3 separate regions of the Homo sapiens genome follow, and all the other regions are linked to region 1. Evidence: chromatin contacts called from ENCODE Hi-C or POLR2A ChIA-PET data. All regions are on one chromosome and are shown on one strand. The core of a region is the stretch at or near the end of the contact, and the rest is flanking DNA. Distances in the headings are between cores, read along the strand shown.

Region 1 (3,866 bases), core at 408-2,907:
TCCTCAACATTTACATGCAGCCTGGGGTCCAAATCCCCACACTCATGGCTGGCCTCTCCCAGCAGGGATGCTGAATATCCCCATATTACAGTCTGAGGTGATGGTGCCCCAACTGAAGTCATCATTCCCAAAGTGATCTCAAGAGCCCAGAGCTGTCCCCTCTGAGGGAAGCCATCGCCGGCCACCAGAGACCAGCTTCCCAGGGCAACGACTAAAATCATACACCCCAATCCCCACACCTAAGCTCTGTAGGAGGAGGGAAGTGCTGAAGTCACGGGCCATTTCCCACTTCAGCTTGAAAGGCGATCACTTGAGGTGTCTTCAAGAAGGCAGGACCTAGTTACTTACTCACTTTCTGTGCAGGAGGAAGAGATGACTATCTTCATGATAGGGCAGTGCTAAGTCACTGCTACTCCTCAGCCAGTTCCAAAAGAGGAACAAGAAATGCACGGGTGGGGCCATCCCAGATGGTCGGCCATGCGCCCACAAGGGAAGTGGAAGGTGCCGTGGGCGAGTGCAAGAAGCAGCGTAGTGAAAAAGGAAAGCCACCCACTCTGGGGATGTTGTGTTATATTACTTACGGGCCACTGAGAAACTGCTGGCAAGGAAAGGGGAACCAAGATTGGAGAGAGAATGAATATAAATGAATCCAAAGAGAAATGTCACCTCCCAAGACCAACCAGGCGACAGAGCCCTTCTGTATGACCAAGGCCGTCTATAGCCACTTTTATCTAAAACGGATGGACATGGTGCACACATGGCCTCTGTTCTCCAGAGATGTCGAGGGAGGAACAGTACACCATCTACCAACAGAAACTGGAGAGGAGGGCCCCAGAAGAACCTGCAGCATGGCAGACCTCAGTTTTCCCACCCATAAACTTGGAACAGCAGTCCTCTTGAGCAAGCTGGGTTATATAAGCATGAAAAGGAAGAATTAAGTGCTGACACCACAGGACCAATGAACCCATTATGCAACTGAATCTCCGGTTTAAGGAAATACAAAATCTGTCTCCACTGAAGGCCAACAACCTTTCCACTAAGCATCCCAGAGCCCCAAGAGAAGCTGAGGATGGCCCACAGGCACACAGACATGCCAAAGGTGAGATGAGGATCCGTGTCATGAATACACAGGCTAAGACTTCAGTGCTTCCTGTTCATGTTTCAGTGGGGAGGGTGGGATGGGGGTTGGGGGGGGGGGACAATGTTGCCACTAATCACCTTCCTTAACACATCAGAAAAAGGTTGACAGTGAGTGGGCACGCTTCAGTGTTTGCTAGCACCAGCTTGTTCAGCCCGAACAGGTCGGACAGGTTGGATATTTAAACAAAGGCGGAAAAATGTAAGGTATAAAGCCCTGTGAAGTGCTACGGTGGAAATGCTGCCAGCTCCCTGCAGGTTTCATTTTGTGATCTAATGCTGGAAGTCAGGCTCCCTCTTGACTTTGCTACTTTCGAGTTATGAAACTAAACCGGACACACACTCAGGACCTGTTCAAAGTTCTCAGTGCATCAGACGAGGGGCATGGTGGGAGAGGACACCTGGGCATGTTGCATTCCGGAGCAGAGGCCAGCTCTCTGCTAGTCATCCTACCCCCAGCAAGCCCATCCCTAACCTTCCCTAACCTAATTTCTCACTCTCACCACTGCCTGCTGTTCAAGTGTGGGCAAGCACGATGTTCCAGATTCTGCTGCCATCCACCAGTTTTACCCGGTAAGACTGAGCTGCTGAAATACCTCAACAAGATATGTCAAAAATACTGTACTGCTTGCATTAAAGATAAAATTTATTTTGCATTTCCTTTCCAAAACACAAACTGACAACAACTCTGCTAAAACAGAAGAAAACTTAAGTTATAAATATTAGCATCCAGTTGGCCAAATGATAAAAAACTAATTATGAACCAGATCATAAATTTGAGAACCAGTGATAGGACGAAAAAGGCTTGATTGTTGCTTAACATGTCCACTGAGGGGACAGTGTCCACTTGGACAGTTTTATGATTGTTATGCTCTTTGGCATAACTGAACATGAACTTGGTCAATTCAATTCAGAGAGAAATTCTAAATCAAAAGTAAGCATCGGCCACAAGAGGTTTTTCAAATATTTCTTCAAAAATATAAAATAGGCCAGGCATGGTGGCTCACGCCTGTAATCCCAGCACTTTGGGAGGCTGAGGTGGTCGGATCACCTGAGGTCAGGAGTTTGAGACCCGCCTGGCCAACATGGTGAAACCCCATCTCTACTAAAAATACAAAATTAGCTGGGTATGGTGGCGCATGCCTGTTATCCCAGCTACTCGGGAGGCTGAAGCAGGAGAATTGCTTGAACCCAGGAGGCAGAGATTGTGCCATTGCGCTCCAGCCTGGGCGACAAGAGTGAAACCTCATCTCAAAAAAGAAAAAAAAAAAAATACACACACACACACACACACACACACACACACACACATATACACACATACATATATATATATACACACACATACATACATATATACACACACACATATATATAAAATAAGCTGTGCTGATTGTTAAAGGGTATTAGAAAAGAAAAAAACACAAAGTAAAAGGGAAAAATGTTTTGAGGAAGGTCAAGTCTAGCAAATAAAAAACAGGCTACACAAGAGACTGTCAATTAAAATTGGCCAACTTTTAGCTTTGATAATTTTCTTACACTTTTTATCTAATTTGAAGAATAAAATTCAGTGACAGATCACACTTGCCTACCCTTTTTCTCAGAGGATAGTGGCAGCTTTCGATTATTCACAGATTTCTAAAATGCAAAGTAAAAATTCTGGAAAGAACCACAGAATCTCATCTAATAGTATTAATGCAAATCCACACTAAGAAAGTATAAAAATAGGCCAGGCATGGTGGAGTGTGCCTGTAGTCCCAGCTACTCGGGAGGGTAAGGTGGGAGGATCGCTTGAGCCTGGGAGGTTGAGGTTGCAGTGAGCTATGATGGCACCACTGCACTCCACCCTGGGAGACAGAGTGAGACCCCGTCTCAAAACAAAACAAAACAAAACAAAAAAATCACACACACACACAAAACCCAAGCACACACACATATATATGTAAACATCATAGAACAAGCAATCAAAAAAGAAGAAAAAAAGGCAAGTGTTCAAATAATAAGGATTTGCACAACTTGGCCATGGAAATTCAGCACATGATACACAGCACTGTTACCAGGTTCTTGGGTTCTTAGAATGCAGTCTACGTTGCCCCAATTGTTAAGAAGCTGGGAGTCTATTTTCTCACTTTAGTAAATCCATCTGCTGAACTAGTATGTATAAGGAACTGCTGGGTTAAATATCTTAAGGGAGAGGAGAAAGGAAGGCCTTGAACTACAATTTGTTGAGCACCTAACGTGAGCCAGAGGCTTGAGTATATGTTACAGCATTTAATCCTTCTAACGGATTTTGTGAGTAAACGTTACCCCCACTAAAGATGAAGAAATTGAGGCTCTTGACCATTCCAGGGAGTATCCTTTATCAGCCCTGGCCAGAAAAGTTAGGCGGAGCTATCAGAGGACTCAGAAGCACCAAAGAAAATGTCGCCCTTCTTTAAACCACTACTGAAGTAAAAACAAAAGCACCCAGGTTTCAAATCCAGCCAACGAGATGTAAAGAAAGGCTAAATTTGTTTAATCAATCAATAAGCTTATGTGGTGAAAGCTTAATAATGCTACTGGGGGGAACTGGTAGCCCAGACATTCTGCTGCAATAAACAGATTTGTAAATATCCGCTCTTTTTCTCCATGTCTTATCTAGTGGAAAATCTCCACTCTGGAGGGAAGATTATGGGCCTCTTACCAAGGTGCACTCTCAAGAGTGAAAAGCATATTAAGTGGAATGATCA
Region 2 (3,866 bases), core at 649-3,148, 76 kb before region 1:
CAGTGCTCAGTGCAGCCACTCCTGCCCCACCCCCTTGCCTCTCGGGCTTTATGCCCACAAGAGTCCAAGCCACTCTATCAGATCCTGACTCTTCTCTTCTGGAAACTCTCCTCTGGCTTCCACTGGCATCTAGGTGAGCACAAGTGCTCCACCACTGCCTGCAGGGCTCTCCAGTATCTCGCCCTCCCTGCCTTGCCCCTTCCTGTGCTGCCCTCCAGGCTTCCTGGCCAGCCACCTCCTCATCTTCTACCCTGCCAGGCTTGTCCAGGATCAGGGCCTTGGCAGTAATCCCCTCTGCCCAGGTCTCAGCCCCCATCTTCCCTGCTCTTAGTCTTCCTGAAAACTCCCCTCATGGAAGGCCCCACACACCCTGCTCTGTTCTCATTATCTTCACCACTATCAGAAGTTACCTTGGGCTGGCCGCAGTGGCTCACACCTGTAATCCCAGCACTTTGGGAGGCTGAGGTGGGCAGATCACTTGAGGTCAGGAGTTCGAGACCAACCTGGCCAACATGGTGAAACCCTGTGTCTACTAAAAATACAAAAATTAGCCAGGTGTGGCGCGCACCTGTAATCCCAGCTACTTGGAAAGCTGAGGCAGGAGAATCACTTGAACCCGGGAGGCAGAGGTTGCAGTGAGCCGAGATCATGCCACTGCACTGCAGCCTGGGCGACAGAGCAAGTCTCTCTGTCTCTCAGCCTGGGCGACAGAGCGAGACAGACTCTCTCTCTCTCTCTCTCTCTCTCTCTCACACACACACACACACACACACACACACACAGAAGTTACCTTGTCCTTCCATTGCCCATCACCCCTTGTGAATGTAAGCTTATGACAGCAAGAATTTTGTCACCAGCTCACCAAGTCTTAAAACAGGACCTGACACACGTGGTAGGTGTTTCATGTGAATTATTTATCACACTGTGAAGTAGGTGTATCTCCATTTTGCAAATAAGGAAATTGAACACAGGTTAAATTAACTTGCCAGAAATTCCACAACCGTTAAGTGGCAGAGCTGGACACAGGTTTGTGTGTCCTGTTCACAAATGCGTGCATCTCTGGCTGGGAACTTGCAGGGTTATGGATCAGACTGCTCCACCTTGAGAAGTGGAAATGGCATCTTGGTTGTACATTGCAGCTCAAACCAGGAAGCATTTACTAAAACAAAAACTTAACAGAAACTGGCAAGCAAGTGCATAGGCGTTGCTATAGATGGTTTCTGTGAAATTCCATTAGGTGAGTTCCATAAAGGGAAGTGAAACAATAGATCACAGCTGTAGCTTCAAAATAAAAAGTTGGTTCCTAAATTGAGTGAATTGTAATCTTAACTATTTTCTCCTTAAACGCATAATGACAAAGTTACCAAATTCCCAGTGGAAACAACTCCGTAACATATCACAGGCACACAAAGCTGCCACACGAACCCCGTGAGGAAAGAGACCAAAGGAAAACTATTTGTTCAAGCTCCCTTTGAGTAGTGCCTCACGTCAGGAGACTAGCTGTGTCTTTAAGAATTTGTAAAAGGAGGCTGGGCACAGTTGCTCATACTTGTAATCCCAGCACTTTGGGAGGCCAAGGCAGGTGGATCACCTGAGGTTAGGAGTTTGAGACCAGCCTGGCCAACATGGTGAAACCCCGTCTCTACTAAATATGCAAAAATTAGCCAGGCATGGTGGTGGGCGCCTATAGTCCCAGCTGCTTGGGAGGCTGAGGCAGGAAAATTGTTTGAACTCAGGAGGTGGAGGTTGTAGTGAGCCGAGAGTGTGCCACTTCACTTCACCCTGGGTGACAGAGTGAGACTCCGTCTCCAAAAAAAAAAAAAACAGAAGAGAATTTGTAAAAGTTGGCTGGGCACAGTGGCTCACGCCTGTAATCCCAGCACTTTGGAGGCCAAGGCGGGAGGATGACTTGAGCCCAAGATTTTGAGACCAGCCTGGTTGACAGAGTGAGACCCCCATCTGTGTTTTAAATTATATGTATGTGTTTTTAAAAAAGAATTTGTAAAAGTATACTTCTATGGTTTTTTTTGTTTGTTTGTATGTTTGTTTCTTTTTTGAGATGGAGTCTTGCTCTGTCACCCAGGCTGGAGTGCAGTGGCACAGTCTTGGCTCACTGCAACCTCCGCCTCCCAGGTTCAAGCAATTCTTCTGCCTCAGCCTCCCGAGTAGCTGGGACTGCAGGCAGGTGCCACTACCCCTGGCTAATTTTTGTGGCTTTTTTTTTTTGAGACGGAGTCTCGCTCTGTCACCCAGGCTGGAGTGCAGTGGCACGATCTCGGCTCACTGCAAGCTCTGCCTCCAGGGTTCCGGCCATTCTCCTGCCTCAGCCTCCTGAGTAGCTGGGACTACAGGCGCCAGCCACCACGCCCAGCTAATTTTTTATATTTTTAGTAGAGACGGGGTTTCACCGTGTTAGGCAGGCTGGTCTCGATCTCCTGACCTCGTGATCCACCCGCCTCACCCTCCCAAAGTGCTGGGATTACAGGCGTGAGCCACCGCGCCCGGCCCACTTCTATGTTTTTTGAGTCAGAGCCTCGCCCTGTTGCCGAGGCTGGAGTGGAGTGCTGTGGCGCCATCTCAGCTCACTGCAACCCCCGCTTCCCAGGTTCAAGGGATTCTTGTTCCTCAGCCACCCAAGTAGCTGTGATTACAGTCACATGCCCCCATGCCCAGCTAATTTTTTTTTGAATTTTTAGTAGAGACAGGGTCTCGCCGAGCTGCCCAGGCTGGTCTCGAACTCATGGCCTCAGGTGATTCTCCCAACTCGGCCTCCCAAAGTGCTGGGATTACAGGTGTGAACCACCACGCCCAGTTCTAAGTTTCTCATAAGGAGAATAAATAGTTACTCGTGTCTGTGGTTTTTTTGGTTTCATAATTTTAAATCTGTAGTATTTCTCCTCTGCAAGAGTTCCCTAAATGATGCGAAAACATTTTAAAGCATACCTGGTTATCCTCAGGCTCCCTTGATGCCCGTCCGATGAGTGTGTTTTGCTGCCCTCTGCCGCTCATGGGCGGTACAGCAGTGACTGAACAACCCATTCCCGGGTCTGCCCCTTGGTATTGCCAGAAAGCTGGAGAAGCCTGGGAAGAAGACAAGACTGTTAGGAATCATTCTCTCCTAAAGCAAACCCCCTACTCCAACCAGCCTAACAGCCTGTGCTCCACCCCTACCCCAGAATTAAAATGAAAATGAAAAATGCTGCTTTTGCTAAGACATCAGTGAAATAATCTCGGATTTTTTAAGTAATTTGAATGGTTTGTGTTGGTAGAAAGATGAATGCTGTGAGACAAGCCCGTGGGTCATCTGTAGAGCTGCCTGACCACGCCCAACATGTGCTGCAGCTTGCCTCCCAAAGGAGCAGTCTTTGAGGACAGACAAAGCTGGCCACCTGTCGACTTTGCCACTGTCATGTCCATATACGTATACACACAGGATGACTTCAGATGAACAAATCAAATATTTTCAGTTGCTGGACAGTCAGTAGTATAGTATGATGGTTAATAGCTGTTGGAGGCCAGGCACGGTAGCTCCAACAGTAATCCTAGCCTGTAATCCCAGCACTTTGGGAGGCCGAGGCAGGAGGATCACTTGAGGCGAGGAGTTCGAGACCAGCCTGGGCAATATAGTAAGACCCCATCTCTACAAAAAAATTTAAAATTAGTTTTTTATGTATTAAAAAAATAGCTGTTGGAATTAGCCCTTGTTTGAATCAAAACTTACCCACTCAGTGGCTAGATTACCTTGGGCAAGTCACTTGTCTCAGCCTGTCTCTTCATATACAAAATGGGGATAATAGTAACTACAGTTATTAGTTACCCTAGGAATATTAATAAAGTCCTTGCTGTATGTCAAGGGTTTTACTTTT
Region 3 (3,866 bases), core at 780-3,279, 64 kb after region 1:
TAACATATTGTATTCATTCAGTGCACGAAAAAGTAGTTCAGTACTAAAAGTGAAATGTTCTCACATGTGTGAACCTTTGGCTAGAAACCATACACAAAAGTGAGTAAGGTTTAGAGTCAAATAAGGCTACCTACTAAGTTAGAAAAAAAATCTTTTCATTATTTTTGTAATTGTTTTACGTAACTCATGAATAAGGTAAACTATACTCTTATTACGGAGGATTACCTTCTCCAGCAACTAGGAACAAGTTACTTTTAAAAACAAAACAAAAAAAGTGTCATCTAATTGCTCCCATGAAACAATCATATTCATGTCACTTTTGTCCCAATATGCTAGCATATATTGATTTTTAAATGTGTATACTGGTGGGTGCCTTAACCCACTTGTGAATTTCTGGTATTAATAAAGAAATACGAGTGTGAGCTAGAAAACTGTCAATTTTCAGAGCACTGTTTAAAACAGGGCCAAACAGATACATAAATCTATAAGAGCTTTGGATAACAACCACCACTTTGACCTTGGATTACAATGACTAAACTTTCATTTTCTGAAGACTTACAAAAGCTAATCATTTGGGGTAGCTCAAGTTTGAGGGGAGATTCTTTTGTTACTGTTTTTAAAAAGCTCAACTGGATAGTTAATTTAAAAAATATTCAAGTGTCTTTCAGATCCTTCAGAATGAAACTTCAAAATGTTCAACGTAACAGTTTCCTCCCTATTCTGGGTGTGTGCCGAAGTTTTCCTTCCCACCAATTAAGAGAGAAGGCTGGGCCCAACTGAATTATTTGGACAGGAGTTTGATGTCAGTTAAATACCACAGTAACTGGCATTTTCTATCACCTCCAGACTAAAGGACAAATGCCTAATTAACATGGACCAACATGCAGCTTAAACTGGAAAAGTGCCTGTCCTTTTTCTTTCTTTTCTTTTTTTCTGAAAGATTTAGGTCTTTAACATCCTTGAGTTAAAGTGCACAAAGGGTGTCTAATGCCATCTGACTGAGGTGTAAAAGTCTAATTAACTAATGCTTTTTGCAGTGATAGTAAATCAGTTAACATTATTAATCTTCCTGACTAGGCGTAAGTGAGTGAGGAGGGCTATTGAAAAGGAGCTAAACAGTTAGACTGGGTACCCTTGAAAAAGAAAAGGAACTCTGAAAGTGATGACTGATGATACTGAAAATAACTGAGATACTTAAAATCCAACCGCTCGCCGGGCCTACCACCAGGCAAGAGACTCTGAAAGCTGAGGCTGCAGCTCCAGGGCAGGGAGAGGAAGAGGAGGAGCTAGGCGGCCGTGAAATGACTCTCATCTCCCATCCTTCCCTCCCAGCATCACCGAGAGAGACACGACTCTCACGTGCTGGAGGCTTCCCTGCCTTAAATTAACGCTGTACCTTTCCAACTAATGTTTTCAGTAGACCAAACAAAAGTTTGGAGTAGTTTGAGCAAATGACTCCAACAGTGGAGCCAGTTAGGCTAGTTTCAATTCATCAACAACTATCTTAGCATCTGGCTTCTTAGTTTCATCTGCCTATGTGTTTGGCATCCAAAAATGCGCATGCATATCATACTCATGTTAGCAAACCATACTTTATCAAAGGCACTTCCTGCATGTAAACATCTGAAGAGAAAAGGCCAACAGCCAAACAATTTCTGTACCAGGGCTTGGTCTGTCTGTCCTGAGACAATGGCAGTAACTGCAGTCATGCCCTCCACCCTCTTTTCTGGATTCCAACCCTCTATTCCCTGCCTCCCTGTACCCGAGTCTATAAGGCAGCTCCTTCCCTGGGGGCTCAGGGGGGAAGGGAGAGGCATCAGGTCTAGCAGGCACTCTCTTGGTCCCTTGCCTGCTCCTGCCGCCTCCACCCAGGCCTTCCCAGGAAAGCCAGGGGACAGGACTGCTCAACTCCTGACAGCAGCTGGATGTGACGAATTAGCTCTGGGCTTTGGGGAGGGAACTCCCCATGTTGAGGCACTCCCGTCGCCAGATCCTGGGTGATGACCCTAAACCCAGCAAGCTTCCTCCATCTTCTCGAAGAACATCTCAAAGGAGCAGAGTTGGAAAGGGAAGTGAAAGAGGGAGGCCAGGTGCCGCGGTGGCTTCATCTTTTCCCCTCCTCAATATTTCTATCAAGTTTCTGTTTCACTGCCACCTCACATAAGGGGGATATGAACCTATGCATACCTTTTTAATAAAATTCTGAGGCAAACACAACACGTTTGGTTAACGACGGGCTTTCACAAGCCACCTGATAATAAAGAACTCTTGAAAACATCAGGCTTCAGAACTCAGTTCATCCTGAATAAAGATATTTATGCTTTATTTATTGTTTTAAATGTCTTTAGAGGCTGTTATTTGTTACTTTGCACACCATTATACCTAAAAATCACCTCTTCTGTTCAAAAAGGTAGGTTCAAGAGAAAACTTTTCATTTGTACTCCTAAGTTAATTATATATTCATGACCTCCTCCTCAAATAATGTCTCAGGCTGAGGGTAGTGGCTCATGCCTGTAATCCCAACATTTTGGGAAGCTGAGGATAGCGGGTTGCTGGAGCCCAGGAGTTCGAGACCGGCCTGGGCAACATAGCAAGACCTTATCTCTATTTAAAAATAAATAAATAAATAACATCTCTTACAAAATCCTGTTTACTATTATCTCCATATTGCCTAGCCATTGGGATCTGAAGCTACTGAAGGGGGGAGAAATCCTAGCCAATTAAACAATTCTTCAAAACAAACTAAAATCCTTAAGATATAATTTATAACTCATTTCAACTTTTTAAAATACGGGCATTACTGACATCTATAAACAAAGGCAAGAGAGAAGGTGCAGATGAAGTCCCTTTTCAAATCAAACTTCTACTCAAATCAGAATTGTAAAATTGTTTTAGAATTCTTAAAATAAAGTTTGGTGGGTTTTTTCCCCCAGAAACCTGTGTGAGGTCAGTTCCATCAAAAGTCATCATCACCCCTGATCACCTCCTCAGACATGGGAATCTCACTCAGCTGAGACCAACAGTTGGAGGAGGTACTGGTCCCATTGTACAGATGGTCACAGCCCTTTAATTGAGGTCAGCTGACTTGCTTAGTCATATGCCACCTCTCTCACCAGGTCCACCACAGGACAGTAATTTCTCCCTGCCTGTGTAGTAAAAATCCAGCTTTAGTATCAGCAGAAAATCCAAACAATGTGATCTTCCCAAATCCCATTCTTTCCTGTGCTCAGTTGATCCATACTTACTGTCTACCTGTTTTGCTAAGTCCCCTAGAGCAACTTGAAAGGGCTATAAAAGCTTGAAATAAAGATCATGTTAAATGTTTTTGAAAATATACAGATGGCACATAAAACTTAAACGGAATACCTGCTCCCAGTCCCAAGTCCTAGACAAAGGTAGAATACTAAGATGCTTTTCCTGTAGCTAACAAGCACATCAGAAATGAGGCAGTCACCTCCCCTGCCTGCATCTTGGAGAGTTAAGTGGTGCAAGAATGCTGTTGTTGTCAGAACCAGAAGAACAGCAATGAAAGAGGCATCAGCTGTGGAATAACCACAGCTAAGCCACTAGACCCCATTTGAAAAAAAGGAAAATGGAACCACAAGAGAATGAAGTCAGGTTTTTCAGAAAGGTCTCAATCTACCAGCTGGTCTTTTGGCTGCTGCCCTGCCTAAAAGCAGCTTTCAGAATGCTTAGAATTTCCCTGGATTTACGGTCCTAATCCTTTATATGGTACTTTCCAATAGCTTCCATCCTTACAAAGGTTTTTGTTTACGTTTACTGATTAAAAAGAAAGAAAATGCTGCCCATGGGTATCATTGTGTCACCTCCTAAGAAGGCACAAGGAAGATAATTCTACCCATTTT

What was found. A loop is a pair of places that touch in the nucleus more often than their neighbours do. ChIA-PET counts read pairs that join two places held with the same protein, here RNA polymerase II (POLR2A). Pooled maps may share reads with other maps.
Region 2: a loop to region 1 is called in a pooled map, with 2.9 times the contacts of the local background. The contact joins two enhancer-like sites. A Hi-C loop is called at or near these places in 1 of 50 pooled maps. POLR2A ChIA-PET finds 5 or more read pairs at or near these places in 4 of 52 experiments (AG04450, B cell, T-cell and 1 more).
Region 3: a map of CD4-positive, alpha-beta T cell shows a loop between it and region 1 (2.8-fold over the local background). The contact joins two enhancer-like sites. A Hi-C loop is called at or near these places in 6 of 168 maps with a recorded cell type or tissue (CD4-positive, alpha-beta T cell, PC-3, PC-9 and 2 more), 9 of 37 single-sample maps with no recorded cell type and 11 of 50 pooled maps. POLR2A ChIA-PET finds 5 or more read pairs at or near these places in 10 of 52 experiments (BJ, GM10248, K562 and 6 more).

What each region holds. Positions count from the first base shown.
Region 1 is chr6:7,198,827-7,202,692 of GRCh38, reverse strand. The region is part of intron 6 of RREB1 (ras responsive element binding protein 1); the gene reads right to left. Among named protein-coding and RNA genes, the nearest start is that of RREB1, 93 kb to the right of the region's middle. RefSeq lists enhancers at 349-398, 449-598, 1,363-1,657. Within about 2 kb of position 1,657, at least 21 of the 41 ENCODE cell types and tissues checked have a DNase peak (open chromatin) inside an H3K27ac peak, as active enhancers do; they include B cell, where a contact is called at or near this core.
Region 2 is chr6:7,275,246-7,279,111 of GRCh38, reverse strand. No RefSeq gene overlaps it. Among named protein-coding and RNA genes, the nearest start is that of SSR1, 36 kb to the left of the region's middle. RefSeq lists an enhancer at 2,766-2,935. Within about 2 kb of position 1,898, at least 5 of the 41 ENCODE cell types and tissues checked have a DNase peak (open chromatin) inside an H3K27ac peak, as active enhancers do; they include B cell, where a contact is called at or near this core.
Region 3 is chr6:7,135,199-7,139,064 of GRCh38, reverse strand. The region is part of intron 1 of RREB1 (ras responsive element binding protein 1); the gene reads right to left. Among named protein-coding and RNA genes, the nearest start is that of RREB1, 29 kb to the right of the region's middle. RefSeq lists an enhancer at 1,984-2,053. Within about 2 kb of position 2,029, at least 32 of the 41 ENCODE cell types and tissues checked have a DNase peak (open chromatin) inside an H3K27ac peak, as active enhancers do.